2 separate regions of the Homo sapiens genome follow, and region 2 is linked to region 1. The links are chromatin loops, found by intact Hi-C in ENCODE. Cell type or tissue: ascending aorta. All regions are shown on one strand. Each heading gives the region's core, and the rest is flanking DNA. Links, peaks and the distances in the headings are about the cores only.

Region 1 (8,336 bases), core at 332-8,331:
GTGGAAATGTTCTGGTGGAAAGCAATGAGCACGAGACAAGGGGTCAGGAGGCCTGGGCTGTGCATGGCTTGCTAGAAGCCTGTCACCCTGCTGGACCTCAGGTGTGTCACCCTGGATGATCCCAGGGTCCCTCCATTGCCTTCTTGGATTCTATGATGTGGCTGGTCAGAGTTTTGTGAAGTTTCCTGGCAGAGCACCAGAGGGGCAAAGAAAACATTCTGGGGCGTCCCTGGTGCTTGGCCCAAAAGAGGACAGAGGCCATCATAAGATAAAACAGATTTTTTAAAAGAAGGATGCACTGCTACCTATAAACAACCTTAACGAAATACTGATTCTACTTACTAAACTCCCCAGATCTGTAACAAACAATGCACATTAAAAACATGTAATCTGAAACAAAGTTCTAAAGATAGATGGTGGTGATGGTTGCACAACAATGTGAGTGTACTTAATGCCACTGAACCGTATACGTAAATATGTTCAGACAGTAAATTTAATGCTATGTATATTTTATTACAATAAAAAATCCTAGTTAAAACTCAAAATTGCTTTCTTAAAATTAAAAAGTCTCCCTTTAAAAATCCATGAAAGGATTTTTCTCTTTTAACTTTTTATACTTTTTAATATTTTCCAGCTTTTTATATTTAACACGGATAACTTTTAGCATCAGGAAAAACCGCTACTTATTAGAAGTCTGAGCAGAAACAATACCCCAGTAACAGGACTGTCCCTGTCACAGACTCTCTTCCCACTGTTCATTTGTGGAAGGTAAGGAATTTCTGCAGTGAGGGGGGGTCAGGACACTGAGGACAGATCACTGTCCTCAGCACTGCCACCACCGACCTCCCCCCTTCAGCATCCTAAACTATTATTCCTGTTATCAGTTAGGTTCAGGCTGATTTTCTTCTCATCCACCTTCCCAGACCCCTTATTCAAAGAGAACCCTTGCAGTGGTTAAAAAAAGAATGTGGCCGCTGGGTCAGTGGCTGCAGGAGGTAGGCTGTGCCATTTGCGCTGTCTACCTCAGACCTCTTAGAAAGCAGTTCTAGACAAGGAAACTAGTAATCATATGAGATACTGCCCAAGTCTCAACTTTTTGTTTTTGTTTAGAGACAGAGTCTCGCCCTGTCGCCCAGGCTGGAGTGCAGTGGTGCCATCTTGGTTCACTGCAACCTCTGCCTCCCAGGTTCAAGCGATTCTTCTGCCTCAGCCTCCAGAGTAGCTGGGATTACAGACACTTGCCACCATGCCTAATTTTTTTTTTATATTTTTAGTAGACATAAGGTGTCACCATGTTGGCCAGGCTGGACTTGAACTCCTGGCCTCAAGTGATCTGCCCACCTCCACCTCCCAAAGTGTTGGGATTACAGGCGCGAGCCACCGTGCCTGGCCCCACGTCTCAACTTTTTAAAATTTCCGTAAGATTTCCAAGACTTCCCATTTCTCTATCAGAATGGTGACGGAATTTCCCAAAATAGGCCTCCAGTGCAATGATGATTACTGACCTGCTAAGAAAGACAGTGCCCTTCTTAGCAAGAACCACGCGACTGCAGCTCACGCTTTCAGGGTAGTGCTGACTTGGTTAGATTTCCACTTCTTACAGGCTTTTTAATATAACCACAAACTACTTACACTCTAGTGCTCTTTGGACCAATAAAAACAACTTTTTCCAGGACAAAGCTTATCACTCTGTATTGTTCATGAAGTATGAGCAACAAGCCCTGAGCATATGGGTCGTGTTAGCCACTCTTGCTGTACAAATTATTTCACGAAGGGCCTTCACTGGATGGTACGGCACAGACTAACCTAAGCCTTGGTTTAGGTCAAATATTTTTTGTCATGTTTCACAAGCTGCCCTCTAAATTATGAGTTGAGGTATCTTTGGAGCCGGAATGGCACCAAGTTATTTATTACTTGCTTTCATCATCAATCTACTGTATTTGCTTCCTTTGAGAAAATTTTCCTTTGTGAAACTCTAGCTCAATGCAAGCAGCTCAATCTAACTTTCAGTTCAGACCTTGGGAGGACATTTCCAGACTAGCAAGACTCAAGGAAATCTAATGACTTGTGTGAGGTTGCGGCGAGAACACATAGTGTCCTAAGCTGCTGGCAAAGGTCCTGCACACCCCTTCCTCTGGGGGACCTTTTGGCTGTCCTGCCTGTTTCCAGGCCACAGCTCCCCCTCCAGCCGTCCTCTCAGACAGAGACCTCACCGAGAGCCCGGGTCAGATAAACACTGCTGTCAGGCCAGGCTCGGACTCTCCCTACCAAAAGTGGCTGTCCTTGGCTGTACTGCTAGCTGTGCTGACACTAGCTGGAATGGTTCTGGAGGACTGGGCAATACGCTTTCTCAGGCTTTGAAAAACCCACCCTTCTCAAGTAACCAAGATGAGAATTAAAGGCTCTGAGGTGAGAGACATGAAACATGTAAACAATAGCTGCCTCAGGTTATCATCTTGGATCTATTCTTCCCTAGAATACAACACAAACAATTTAGTACCTTGAGGCCCTCAGTTGAAACAGGGTCAGTTATCTACAAATGGACTCTTTCCTCCTATAAGATTAAAATTTACCATTGAAACATTTCCTCCTTGAAATGACACGAAGAAACAAGATGTGGCCTCAATACATACAAGTGGCTACTTTGACATAATTCTTACTTGCATATGATACCTACCTAAGTCAATCATGAAATTCTTAAATGCTGGGAAAAGGTAGAGCACTCTCAACAGTGTTTACTGAATTATCTATTTGGTGAACATCCACTCATTTTGAGACAGGGTCTCACTCTGTCACCTATGCTAGAGTGCAGTGGCATGATCTCAGCTCACTGCAACCTCCACCTCCCAGGCTCAATCAATCTTCCCACTTCAGCCTCCTGAGTAGCTGGGACCACAGGCATTTGCCACCATGTCCAGCTAATTTTTTTATTTTTTGTAGAGATGGAGTTTTGCCATGTTGCCCAGGCTGGTCTCCAACTCCTGGGTTCAAGCAATCCTTCCTCCATAGCCACGCAAAGCACTGGGATTACAGGTGTGAGCCACCAGGCCCGGACTGAATATTTATTGACTCCCTACTGTGTGCCAAGTCTAATTCTCTCATTTTATTGATGTCTAATTCTCTCATTTTATTGATAAGCCTAGGACAGCATGCTTGGACCAGAAATCAAATTGTCAAGGCTCTTTGCACTCACCCCAAGCTGCTTCCAACCTGTGAAGTCATTAACCTTAGGACGAGCCTCAGAAAAGGTCAGATGCATCTGTGGGGTTGGGACTGCCTCTTTCATAAAGTAAAGCATAGCCACTAGAGCTGCCCCAAAAGCATTTGTTGAATGATTAACTACAAGAAGCAGAAGGAAAGATGCTGTAGCTGGAAACCTGAAGGGCCTGCAACCTTGCAGTTTGGCACTTTGATTTGGAACATGTTGACCCATTTGCGAAGTACGTGAACTGCCAGCTCTCAGTTTTTCTGAGACAGTGTTTCTCACTTTGGGATTTTAAGAGCTTTGGTGCCTATAAGGTCTAAATCTTTGTTTTGAAATACTGTTATTTTTCTTTCCTACATGGTGAAAAAGAGTGAGTGTAGTGTTGGCAGATTTCAGTCATGCAAGGGTGCAGTGTGCGCCTCTTCAAGAGGAAACACCCCCATGTGGCACAGGCAGACATACTGCAAGGAAGCTCAAGACAGGTTAGGTGTGTAAAGCAAGTTGCTGACCTCTTTTTCTCTCTCTGATCTTCTAGGGTCCTTCCTAACCTTCCCTCTGTGGTTTTTCTTATTTTTGTCTTCTTTCATGGCTTTCACTGTGGCCACAGCATCCTGGACTATTTCTGAGGCGGGAGCTATGTGATTGCTCATTGACCAATCAGAGATGGCATTAGCGCTCCAATGAGAGTTGACACGATTGGCAGGAAGCAAGAAAGAATTTGCTCCTGGAGTTGCATAATCTAAAGAACTGGTTTCCACAGGTTGAAATTCATAATAATCCCACTCCAGGCCACTGGAGGTCATTCTTCAACTAATTCTCAGTTCTTACCATGCCATAAAGATCAGTATCTGTAGAATATGAAGTTAGGAGTAAATTCTTCATATCATTAACATTCTCTGTTTCTACCCACCATCCAAGACAGGTAACTTCTGAGATTTTTTCAAATAACTGATCTCCTAGATTCTTTAAAGGACACACATCAAGAGTTTTCTTCCTTGATTTCTTGCATGTATTTCAAGGCTGGTCATCAACAGCATGGTAAATACACAGAGAACAGGCATGGATCATATTGCTGGCAAATGCATTTCTTCAGAACTAGTGAAGGTCAATTCTACCTTCTCCACTCCCAATTATTTCTTGTTGTTGTATTTTTATTTTAATTTATCTGGGAGAAGCAATATATGCATTGTCTCTCTAGGACAAGGAAAAGATGCAAGAAAATACCTTCAATAAATAAAAGGGACTCTCTCTGTCTAAAAGTAGAGCTGGCTTTTCTTCTGCTGACACGTCTCACTTTGGCTACCTAAGAAAATTCTTGCCTGTTTCACTTCCTACCTTGCCTGGTATAAACAGCAGCAGTTCTAGGAAATTAGCAAGGCTTTTGCTGCATGAGAACACAGTGATACTTAGAGCCCAGGATGTGAGGCAGGGGTGTCAAGTTGGAATGGGTTAGCATGCCTGGCATTTTGGCCTTGCCACTGTGGCAAGCAAAGCCTTTAATTATGCGAAGAGAAGACCAAATGCATCCCAACATGTTTGCACCAGTAATAACTCAATTCCCCACCTTTTCTGTGGCCAAAATCTTTTCTCTCTCCTTGTATTTTTGTTCCTGTCATCTAAGGATATGATATAGTTGAGAATGTTATGATGACCATAGTGCAGGAAAATAAAAAAGTATTATGACCTAAGGTAGAAATCAATGGCTTAAAGCTAAATCAACATTTTTTGAAAATAACATCTTTGATGACCCAGCAAGTTCCAGATATAACCAGAGATTTATGAAAGACACTGGATGGCCTTCTGCCCATGCATAAAACAGTCATAGTTATTTCTTTGCAAGTACTGTCCTTCTTACTGTGTGTTTGCCAAGTTTTATGACATTATACACAGACCCAAAGAAAACTAGAAGCACTTTAGTAAACCACACTGTAGCATATCTGAAGATGTGAAATTTGAATCACACTCTATAACTACAGTTATTAAAGGTGAATTTGGAAGAGGTTATAAGTGCAAACACTCCAACATTCTGTGTTCCCCATAAAAGTTCTTATTTCTTAGAGTTCTACTACATGAATTAGTGTTGCAACCATTTCTAAAAATAGTTTTCAACTGTATTATCAAAAGACCTTTTCCTAATAGCTGTTGGAGGACAATTTATATGGTCCTTTCTTAGAGAACCACCTTCTCCAAAGACCCAGTAGGGCAGCCCACTGTACTACGTGACTCCACCCCAGCCACTGCTGACTCACTCAGGATTGGCCACTTGATGCCAGAGGAGCCAATCAGAGTCCATCTCTAGATAACCTGAATGAATAGACTCAGAGCTGAGTTGGTTGATGGCCATGTCTCAATAATAGCATGGTGGCAGAGTAAACTCTTTCTGGAGGCCTCCTTTTTCTTAGATTCCATGAGATCTGTGTCTTCCCCCAACTCCCCAACTTGAATAGATCATTTTCCATGTCATATTCACTGACCAAGAGAAATTAAGATGAGAAAAAAATTAAGTTTTTAATCCCCATTTTTTCTCCAATGGTAAATTTGGTCATTGACACACATTTCCGGCAAGTCTTGCCCATACTCACTAATGTGCATGTGTGTGTCTCTTTATGCTGAGACAGGACACAGGCAAAAATCCCCTTTGAGGCATTTTGTACAATAGAGAGGAAGTGATCACTTGAATAATAGACAGGAAGTGAACCATGATGGAGAACCACCCCACACTCCCAAACTCTAACTTGCTACTGAGAATGGGCCTCAGAGCAGGTCTTCCAGAGGAAGTTCTTGCTGCCACAGAGACCAAGATGCAGCTAAAATGTGCTGCGAGAGCATCTACTACCCTCCCATCTCACAGCTTACACTTTGTGGATTTCTAGCCAGAAAACCTCCCCTGCCAACTCAGCCTGATAGAATGATGGCTTCTACTCACATCATCCTGGACATCAAGGTCGCAGCCAGCCTTCAGCAAGATCTGGACCACAGGAAGATGGCCCTTATTGGCAGCAAGATGCAGGGGAGTCCGGCCATGCTGTGAATGCAAAATGAACAATGATTTCGGAACAAGTCCTCAATGCTACTCCCTTGGGAGACAGAGGGCCTAGAGCAAGGTTTGCACAGGGGCTTTCGGATGATCACTCCCTCCTGCCCCTTTGGATTGGCAGGAGATTCTTATGGGTTAACCAAAATTCAAGTTTGTCTCAGTTAACCTTGGCTATTGTCATTGCAATCAATGAACACGATATGTTCAAAATGTGAAGATTTCCTTTAGTGCATTATTTCTACTCTCCACTCATCAGACTATCAAGTAGCAAAACGAGGGGTTTTGTGCCTTCTCTTAATTTCTCACTGGTGCTAATACTGAGGAATAATGAAGTGGCCATGATGAACCTGGGCAAGAGGTGGGAGAACAGCAAGATGTCATGGTCATCAGCCCCAGAGGAGTCCAGTTAGTAACAGGTGAAAATTAAAACTGTTGATTGAACTGATTAGGAAAGGTTCTTCCTTTTTTTTTTTTCTTTGAGACAGGGTCTGACTCTCTCACCCAGACTGCAGTGCAGCGACGCCATCTCGGCTCCCCACAACCTCTGCATCCTGGTTCACTTATTATTTACTCATCATCCTCTTGATGGGCACCCAGGCTAATGCCAGGCTAACCCAGGCTCAAGCGATTCTCCTGCCTCAGCCTCCCGAGTAGCTGGAATTACAGGTGCACACCACTACCACCTAGCTAATTTCTGTATTTCAAGTAGACAGGGTTTCACCATGTTGGCCAGGCTGGTCTTGAACTCCTGACCTCAAATGATCCACCCGCCTTGGCCTCCCGAAGTGCTAGGATTACAGGCATGAGCCACCATGACTGGCCGGTTCTTCCTCTTTTTAAAAAAAAATTCTACGCTGGGTGTAGTAGCTCACACTTGTAATCTCAGCATTTTGGGAGGCTGAAGTGGGAGGATCACTTGATGCCAGGGGTTTGCGATCAGCCTGGGCAACACAGCGAGACCCTATCTCTATAAAAACATTTTCTTTTTTAAAAATTAGCTGGGCACAGTGGCATGTGCCTGTAGTCCCAGCTACCTAGGAGGCTAAGGTGTGAGGATCACTTGAGCCCAGGAGGTCAAGGCTGCAGTGAACTGTGATTGTACCACTGCACTTCAGCCTGGGCAACAGAGCAAGACCCTGCCTTAAAAAACAAACAAACAAAAACACTAAACTGAAATTATGAAGTATTTCAACCACTAAAAAACATAAGTAATATTCTAAACTTCACATAACCACCAACCATTTCAAGAAAAAAAATAAATCATTGACATTCCTCGTGAACAACTCCCAGGTCTCATTTCTCTTCCATCCCCAGAGGTAACCACTCTCTCAAATTTGGTATTCATCACTCCTTTGCTTTTCATTATATTTTTTACTACATGTTTATAGTCAAAGACAATATATATAAACATTGTGTTGCTTGTTTCAAACCTTTGTTTTTTTTTTTCTTTGAGACAGGGTCTCACTCTGCTGCCCAGGCTGGAGTGCAATGGCATGATCATGGCTCACTGCAGCTTCAACCTTTTGGCTCAAGCGATCCTCCCACCTCAGTGTCCTGAGTAGCTGGGACCACAGGCATGTGTCACCATGCCCAGCCAATTTTTTCTATTTTTTTGTAGAGATGGGGTTTCACCATGTTGCTTAGGCTGGTCTTGAACTCCTGGGCTCAAGTGATCCGCCTGCCTCGGCCTCCCAAAGTGCTGAGATTGCAGGCGTTAGCCACTGTGCCTGGCCTAATAGTTTTCAACTATACAATATAATTTGGCATTTTTTGTCTAACCTTGTATTTTTGAGATTTGTTTTTCATGTTATTCATGTAGTTCTGGTTCACTTATTATTTACTCATCCTCCTCCTGATGGGCACCCAGGCTAATGCCAGGAGGTTGCAGAACACAGCGTGTTCCTCTCCTTGTGCACCTGAGTAGCCTTCTTAGCCCTGTTGCTGGGTCATAGAGAAGACCATTCGCTTCAAATGCTCTAAGCATGTCGGCTCCCAAGGTGCCACATCAAGGGTGACATCCAGAAGAAATAACACTTTTTGATGTGAATCAACTTCTATCTAGAGAACTGCCCTGCCAAACTCCAAATTCTCAAG
Region 2 (8,336 bases), core at 240-8,239, 110 kb after region 1:
TAATAAGTGTCAGGGCTAAGGTATGAACCCACAGGGTCCAACTCTAGGACCTGTACTCTTCGGCACCATCCTTTCAGTGAATTACCAGTAGCTGCTATGGACTGAATGTTTGTGTCCACCCCCCAACCCCAAATTCATATGTTTAAACCCTAATCCCCAGTGTGATGTGATTTGGAGATGGGACTTTGGGGAGGTAATTAGGTTATGAGGGTGAAGCCTTCACAATGGGATTAGTGCCCTTATGAGAAGAGATAACAAGAGAGCTTGCTTCCTTTCTCTCTGCTCTACAAATGTGAGGACATGGCAAGGAAACCAGGAAGAGGGCCATTGACAGAACTGAACCAGGGTGGCTCGCACCTCTAGCACTTTGGGAGGGCAAGGAAAGAGATCGCTTGAGCCCGGGAGTTTGAGACCAGCCTAGGCAAGATGGTGAGACTCCATCTCTACAAAAAAATTAAAAATTAAAAATATATTTAAAAAATTTTTAAAAGAACTAATCCATGCTGACACCCTGATCTCAAATGTCCCAGCTCTCAGAACTGTCAGAAATAAATTTCTGATTGCTTAAGCCACCCGTCTATGGTATTTTGTTATAGCAGCCTGAACTAAGACAGAAGTCATGTAAAATTGTGTAATACAATCATGTTACAAACATGGATACATTCTGAGAAATGTACTGTTAGGTGATTTTGTCATGTGAGAACATCATAGAGTGTACTTACATAAACCTAGATGGTATATATATTTTTATTTATATAATTTTTTCATATATGTATATAATCAAATGTCCCAGCACCATTACTGAATATCAATCATTTCTGCTACTTGATCTGCAATGCCAATCTCAAGTGCCACACATCAGGTTTCTACACAAGCTCCATCATAATCTTTTGGGACCACCTTCCTATAGATGGTCTGTCACTGGCTACAAAGTTGTTATGTGACACATGACTATATGTCTCAGAAACAATACATGAGATATTACAAAGTGAACAAAGAAAGTTGTAAAACATCATACATTATGACCCCATTTTTTAAAAATGTTTTAAAGACTGGCAAGATATGTATCAAAATGTAGTTATTACTGATATTTTTCTTAGTTGAATTTTCTTTAAATAAATTATTTTTATAGGGAAAATAACACATTAATTAAAACGCATGCTTCAGGTAATAGAACACTGTAGTTATTAAGAGTTGTATATATGCACAAACATCACAGCAAATTTCTGGTGAGGATTAGTAATAACTCACCTTTGCTTTCTACAAAAAGACAATCCAGAGAGAAGCTTTCCTGTGTGACTTTCATTTAACAGCACTTCACTATCAAATAAGGAGTAATTTAATCATGCCAACCTACCAAAAAATTTAGACACCCCAGGAATCTTTTTTCCAGACCAAATCCCCTTCTGCCTCGTCAGAGTTGTCTAGATGGTTCCTGACAACAGGCAGCCGGATTTGGGTTTGCAGGGCAGCACTGGAGGCTCCAGAGACCCCCTTTCCCAACAGATGGGACAGCACCAAGCAGCAGAGAAGTGTGAAGAGGCAGCTGCCCTTTGTTTACAGCAGAAAAGCCCAGGGCCTTGGGGCAAGCATGTGGCCACAAACCCACTGCTTCCCTTTGAGGAAAGAATATAAGGATAATCCAAAGCCAACCAAAAAACCCAGGTCCAGCTCTGCACCTGCTTTTGAGCCATATCAGTATTTTCTGTGCTTACAGTAGAGATTTCTCCCAGCAACAAAGCTCTGAATCTGAGTTGCCACAGCCGCATGTCCTGACCCAGCATTACTGGGTATGACTTCACCCCAGAAAACATAGCGTTCAATGCTAAATGTGAGAGACAGACACTGAGCGTATTGGCATCACATTATTTTAGATGCTTGCCAATACTCCACTTATGAACTTGACAGTAACAAAGCAGGAAAAACCTAAGTAATCATCTAGTCCAGTGTTACTCGTAGGGGTGTCATTGATATTTGGAGTGGGCCAATTCTTCATTGGGCTGGGTGAGACAGTCTGGGGCATTTCAAGATGCCTAACATCCAGGGTTCCCAAACCATTAGTGCCCCCATACAGTGTGGCAACCTGACATGTTCCCACTCAACATTTCCAAGGGCCCCTGAGTTGAGAACCATTGATACAGTCCATCACTGAGGTCCAGAAGACATTCACCTAAGGCCACCTAGGTAGCTAGAGATAGAGCCCACGTCTCAAAACACTTTGTTTAGTATTCTTTCCACTGTACCAAACTCCACTAATTAAGTTCATTAGAGCAAAAGACATTTAAAAATTAAGAATAGATTTCACACTCAATAACAGAATTTATGGCTTCTGGATAGAAGACTGACTGCTTGAACTTTTTTTTCCAATCTCATTATGGGTATTCTGGAATGTAAACATAATTCTATTACTGTAATTACTTTTAAAAGAGCAAAAATGTATCTGAATATTCAAGGCTTAAGGATGCACACTGTGTACTGAACTCATATTGCAAAAGGCATCTGTACCAAAGACAGAGAGATCTGAAAACATTTGTATTTTATTAAGAAAATGTTTTCTTTAAAAGCACCATCTCTGTAAGCAGTTAAGGAAGTGAGTCCTATGTGGGAAAACTTTACCAAACAAAACCTTTTACTTCAAGATTTTTTAAGATCAAGATTTTCCTCTTACTCAATCCAGTACTCCTCATTCTGAATATGAAATCTCAATTTATATTTTAAATAATCGCTGGCCAGTTAGTAAAGGACTTATAAAAAAAATAAGCCCACAGCATGACAAAGACATATATCCTCTACCCTGTGGTAAGCGCATCACGTATTTCACAATTCACATATTGAATATAGGACACTGAAGTTTCAGAGGAAAAAAGAAAAAACACTTCAAAATATTCATTCTTGGCCGGCCGCGGTGGCTCACATCTGTAACTCCAGCACCTTGGGAGGCTGAGGCAGGCGGATCACCTGAGGTCAGGAGTTTGAGACCAGCCTGGCCAACATGGTAAAACCTCATCTCTACTAAAAATACAAAAATTAGCAGGGCATGGTGGTGGGCACACCTGTAATCCCAGATACTCAGGACACTGAGGCACGAGAAGCGCTTGACAGAGGTTGCAGTGAGCCAAGATTGCACCACTGCACTCCAGCCTGGGCAACAGCACGAGACTCTGTCTCAAAATAGGTTAGAGAGAGAGAGAGAGACAGAGAGAGAGAGGAGGACTACAGAAAACACAATGCCAAAAATAAAATTATCCTTCAGAAATATCAGGTAAAATTCAAAAAGTCCTTTGAACCTTGTAGCTAATCTTGTTCTTGTAAATGCACATACACGTGCACAAATATATCTCTCTGTTTCTCTCCTTACATAATTCAAATTAATAATCACCTAGTAGTATTCATTTTCATTTCAAAAACCTTTAAAGGACCTATGTCTATATCCAGAAAAGAGCGCATTCCAAAGAGAACACTCCCACTCCATGCAGCTGGGAGAAGCTTGCTGTCGACAACCACAGTGCAAAATGGAACAGTTTTACAAGAGTGAATACTTACGGGGACTTCCCTCTGCAGCTGGGATGGCCCAGGCCTCACAAAGGCAAAGCCATGGCCCTCACAGAGCCAGGGCTTTGTGTGGGAAGGCGGGAGGGTCCACTGGGGAACAGCCTCAGGCCTCTCTGACATTTACATGTCAATGGCCAAACCAAAACTCTTCCAATCCTCCACCCCAGCAGATTCTCCACCCCAGCAGCTGTGGCACCCTCTGACAGCCAGGCCCTAGGTTTTGTTCTTCTGCCTTCTCTAAGGAGCCTTGAATCCGTGGGCTGCCAGCATGCATTTGGCAAACTCGTTATGAGAGATTTGTCACCCTCTTCAGAGCCCTGGGCCTAAGTAAATACATCAGCAATCTACCAGGCGGGCTTTTCAAGTCATCCAAGGACACTGTGCTGGGAGAGAGGAATGCTTTAGATAAGACCCACTGGACAGAATCAGAATTCCAAAAGATGTCTGGGTCTGGAAAGAATGAGCCCAAAGGAAAAAAGACAACATTTCAGAGAAGCATGTTACATCTTGCACTTAGGCTCAAAAAGCAACTGGTCTGGAGTTTTGGTTTGTTTATAGATCAATATGAGACAATGGTGTGATGTGGGTGCCAAAAACAAGTTAACAAACTCAATTTTAGGATTCATTATCAGAAATACATTATTATGAACAAGTTGGTGGGGACTCGGGAGAATAGACAGTCTGTGTACTATTCTACCTAGTGGAGTAGGTAACCAGGAGGGTAACTTCCAGGAATCCTGTCCAATGAGGAAGAAATCATTTGAGGGTGGGAGTAGGGGTATGACCATCCTCAATACATGAAGGATACAAAGAGTAGATTTATTCTGGGGGTTCCAAACAGCAGAACAAAGGAGTGATGATTAGATGGAGACAGTATCTACACAAGGTGGGGAGAATTTCCAACAATGAAAAATTCCGGCCCCTGTGCATTTGTGGGCAAGGGGCCTTTCCTGCAGGACTGGGGAGAGGGTAGCCTACGTAGTGGGTGCTGGGAGAAGCCAGTTAGGTTTCAATGACTTCCTTAGTGGCTGATACAAAGGGACCCCCTTAAGAAAGGAATTTCAGGATTTTTAGACCTGGAAACAAAATGACTATGAAATAAAAAAATTGATTTAAAAAGCAACATAATCTGTGTAATGTAGAAAGAATGATTTATACTGGGATGAAGCCACTCTTATAATGCTCAAAAATAGTCCAAGCATTAGTCATTTCTGAAATTATAAAATGCAGATCTACGGCCATTTATTTTGGTTTGAAAATAGCAAGGTTGGCTCACTGGATCCCATTCCCTTAAATTCCTTTTCCTTTTCCCATTTCTCAAAAAGCTGCTGATATAATTTGGGCCACTTACAGCACTTACATTTACAAAGTGTTTTATAGTGAATTGAATGTTATAAATATTTCAAAGGGCAGAATCTCACTGCTGGTCTGGGACTTAGAAGCAAAGGCGGGGAAGGAGTTCCTAGGAAGTGCCTTCTGAGTGTGTGAGCAGGGGCTTGGATGGACACCAGCTATTTCCACCTTATGAGGGGCAATGGTAAAAATCTTTCCTCCTGGAAAGCTCATCTTTCTGTCTATGTTATGAGAGAATCAAAAGAGGTGCTTTGACCCACACTGCCCTCTGGCACTGTTCTGGGTACAAAGCAGACTTGGATGTGACTTTGTTAAGCTTCATCACATAGTAGAAGGCAGTGAATGCTCAAATCACCAGCACCACCAGTACCACCAGTACCAGTGCTATCAGTGGTACAGTATCAGCACTGCCAATAGTACCACCACCAGCAGCAGTACCACCACCAGCAGCAGCAGCAGTACCACCAGCACTGCCAGCCGTACCACCAGTACCACTACTGCAAGCAGCACAACCAGCAGTATTCCTGCCACTACCACGATCACTATTGCTAATAACATTATTATAAAACAGCTATCAACATTCCTCTTTTTCTAAAGTCAACAGAGGAAATGCACATGACATGTGTTACACATAAAATTTTGATCATTACTGACAAATTGCCCTCTAAATAGATTATACGGTTGAGTATCCTTTAATTTGAAATGCTTAGAATCAGAAGTGTTTCCGATTTTGAATTTTGGGGGGTTGGGGAATATTTGTATTATACTTTGAACATATCAAATCCCAAAATCCAAAATCTACAATTCTCCAATAAGCATTTCCTTTGAGCGTCATGTTGGCACTCAAAAATTTCTGGATTTTGGAGCATTTCAGATTTTCAGGTTTGAGATGTTCAATTTGAACCAATTTATATTCCTACCAACATTGTATGAGAGTACCCATTTTGCTATGTGGCCACCAACATGGATATAACTACTGTTTTTACGTTTTTGTTTTATCTTTAAGAGCTAAAGTGGGGGATGCTCATTTTTGTTTACTTTGTATTTCATTTTTTGTTAACGAAGTTGAGCATCACTGTATTTTTTAAATGCAAGGAAAAAATTTAGAGAAATATGTCCTAAACTGCAGACCATGGTGGGTTATCTTTGTGGGGTAGGATTATGGGATACTTACACTTTCTACATTGTGTGCTCCTATAATATTTAAAATACATATAACTTTGCTTCTTCTTCTTCTTCTATTTTTTTTTTTTTTGAGACAGGGTCTTACTCTGTCACCCAGGCTGAAGTGCTGTGGCACAATGATGGCTCACTGTAGCCTCAACCTCCTGGGCTCAAGTGATCGTCCCACCTCAGCCTCTCAAGTAGCTGAAACTACAGGCATGCACCACCATGCCCAGCAAAAAAAAACAAAAAAAAAATGTAGAGATGTGGTCTCACTATGTTGCCCAGACTGGTCTCAAACTCCTGGCCTCAAGTGATCCTCCTGCCTTGGCCTCCCAAAGTGCCAAGGCATGAGCCACTATTTCTAGCCAACTTTGCATTTTTTTTTTCTGATTTTTAAAAGTAAAATTTTTAAAAAGTAATTAGTGAGGAGGATATCTTTTTTAAAAATATACAAAACTATATATACAAAATATACAAAAAATATATAAAATATATAAAAAATATACAAAATATATAAGTAGCCCTTGATGTTTATTACTTTGTTAAGTGACTAAAATGTACTCATACTCACTTTTGAGATGAAGGGAACAATACAATCCTTGCTGGCAAACCCTCCCCTCACTGGGACAGAGCACCCTGTCATTCCTGACCTGGCTCCTTCATGCGCCCCTATTCCCATGTGTCACCATAACTGCAGTTCTCTGTTACTCTATTACAGTAGATATGCTGCCAACATAAATGGGATTTTGAGTCTGGTGGAGAATGCAGGAGTCATTTTGAAAGACACACAAAATAGAACAGAAATAGCTCACTTGGAAGGCTGATCTTCTGGGATAGTTACCTTTCAGACAGACAACAATCTAGGAGAGTATGAACAGAGGCCGATGCAATATACACACCAGCTGGTGAGAAACCAGCACAGAAATTGTGTGGGCAAGTTTGTGACAGTATTGTGCCCTTTATAAAGCAAGTTTCTTTTAGGTGGAGGAGGAACTTAAAGAAAAGGGGTTCTTCATCACACGTGATACAAACCAAACTTTACTTTCTAGGAAAGTTTCAGTCTTTAAAAGCAGGAAGTATTAAACTGTTTTAACACACCCCAAACAATATAAAGACTATAATAAATCAAATTAATTTGTTAATAAATTTCACTTGATTATTACTGAGAATGTCAGTATTTTTGAAAAGTAAGTAAACCTTTTTCATACTGTAATTCTATTTCTATGATTCAATCACTAAAGAAACAATTCTAGGGGAGGCGGGAGGGATAGCATTAGGAGATATACCTAATGTTAAATGATGAGTTAATGGGTGCAGCACACCAGCATGGCACATGTATACATATGTAACTAACCTGCACATTGTGCACAAGTACCCTAAAACTTAAAGTATAATAATAATAAATAAATAAATAAATAAATAAATAAAAATAAAAAATAAAAAAAGAAATAATTCTAATTATGGAAAAAGGCTTTATGCAAAAAATGTATGCTACAGCACTATTTATAATAACAAAACACTGGAAACAGAACATTAGGGGGACTGCTATCCAATAAAAGAAGATGATTCAATGAGCCAGGAAAGCTCCATCTGGTAGAATATTATGCTGCCTTCAAATGATGTTTCTGGTTTCATATTCTTGTCTCAGTAGTGGTACGTTGCTGAGAATCTATCCTAAAGAAATAATCCAAAAACACAGGGAAGTTCTCATTTGTAAAAATGAATAACCGGAAACATCCTAGTGTCCAATAACAGAAAAATAGTTAAGTAAGCTCCCAGTGGTTCTTCAAAATTCAGCTCAAGTGATACATCCCCGGGAAATCTTCCCTGACCCTTGCCTAACCTAGCCTCCCATGATGCCCTGTTTATCGCCCAAAATTGCACAACCCCAGGGTTCTTTATGCACATGCCAATCTAGGTACCTTCGAGACAGAGAACTTGACTTCTTTGACTTAGTATTCCTAAACCTAGTGCAATGCCTAGCACAAAGTAAATATTCATCCAAATGTCTGCATTATGTAAACTGGGTGGCTTAAACAACAGAGACTTACTGTCTCACAGTTCTGGATGCTAGAAATCTGAAATAAAGGTGTCAGCAGGGTAGGCTACTTCCGAGGGCTGTGAGGGAAACATCTTTTCAGGCCCCTCTTCTTAGCTTGTAAATGGCCATCTTCTCTATGTCTCTTCACCTCATATTCCTTCTATGTATGTCTCATTTCTTTTAAAAAAATTTTTTTTTTAATTAAGTATTTTTCCTCTTTTTT

Evidence for each region. A loop is a pair of places that touch in the nucleus more often than their neighbours do. Peaks named below come from ENCODE experiments on the same cell type or tissue, not always from the same donor. Only the 100,000 strongest peaks of a DNase experiment are listed, where the experiment ranks them.
Region 2: a loop joins it to region 1, with 4 times the contacts of the local background. A loop is called at or near these places in 2 of 110 quality-filtered maps.

What each region holds. Positions count from the first base shown.
Region 1 is chr6:89,593,810-89,602,145 of GRCh38, reverse strand. ANKRD6 (ankyrin repeat domain 6) reads right to left here. Exons shown (of 16, transcript NM_001242809.2): 3 at 6,132-6,230. Among named protein-coding and RNA genes, the nearest start is that of MDN1-AS1, 41 kb to the left of the region's middle. In ascending aorta, for the core only: a CTCF peak has its summit at 3,994; a DNase peak (open chromatin) is centred at 3,925; H3K4me3 peaks cover 568 bases; H3K27ac peaks cover 3,835 bases.
Region 2 is chr6:89,478,766-89,487,101 of GRCh38, reverse strand. The region is part of intron 1 of ANKRD6 (ankyrin repeat domain 6); the gene reads right to left. Among named protein-coding and RNA genes, the nearest start is that of ANKRD6, 50 kb to the right of the region's middle. In ascending aorta, for the core only: a CTCF peak has its summit at 5,111; a DNase peak (open chromatin) is centred at 3,841; H3K4me3 peaks cover 1,986 bases; H3K27ac peaks cover 4,092 bases.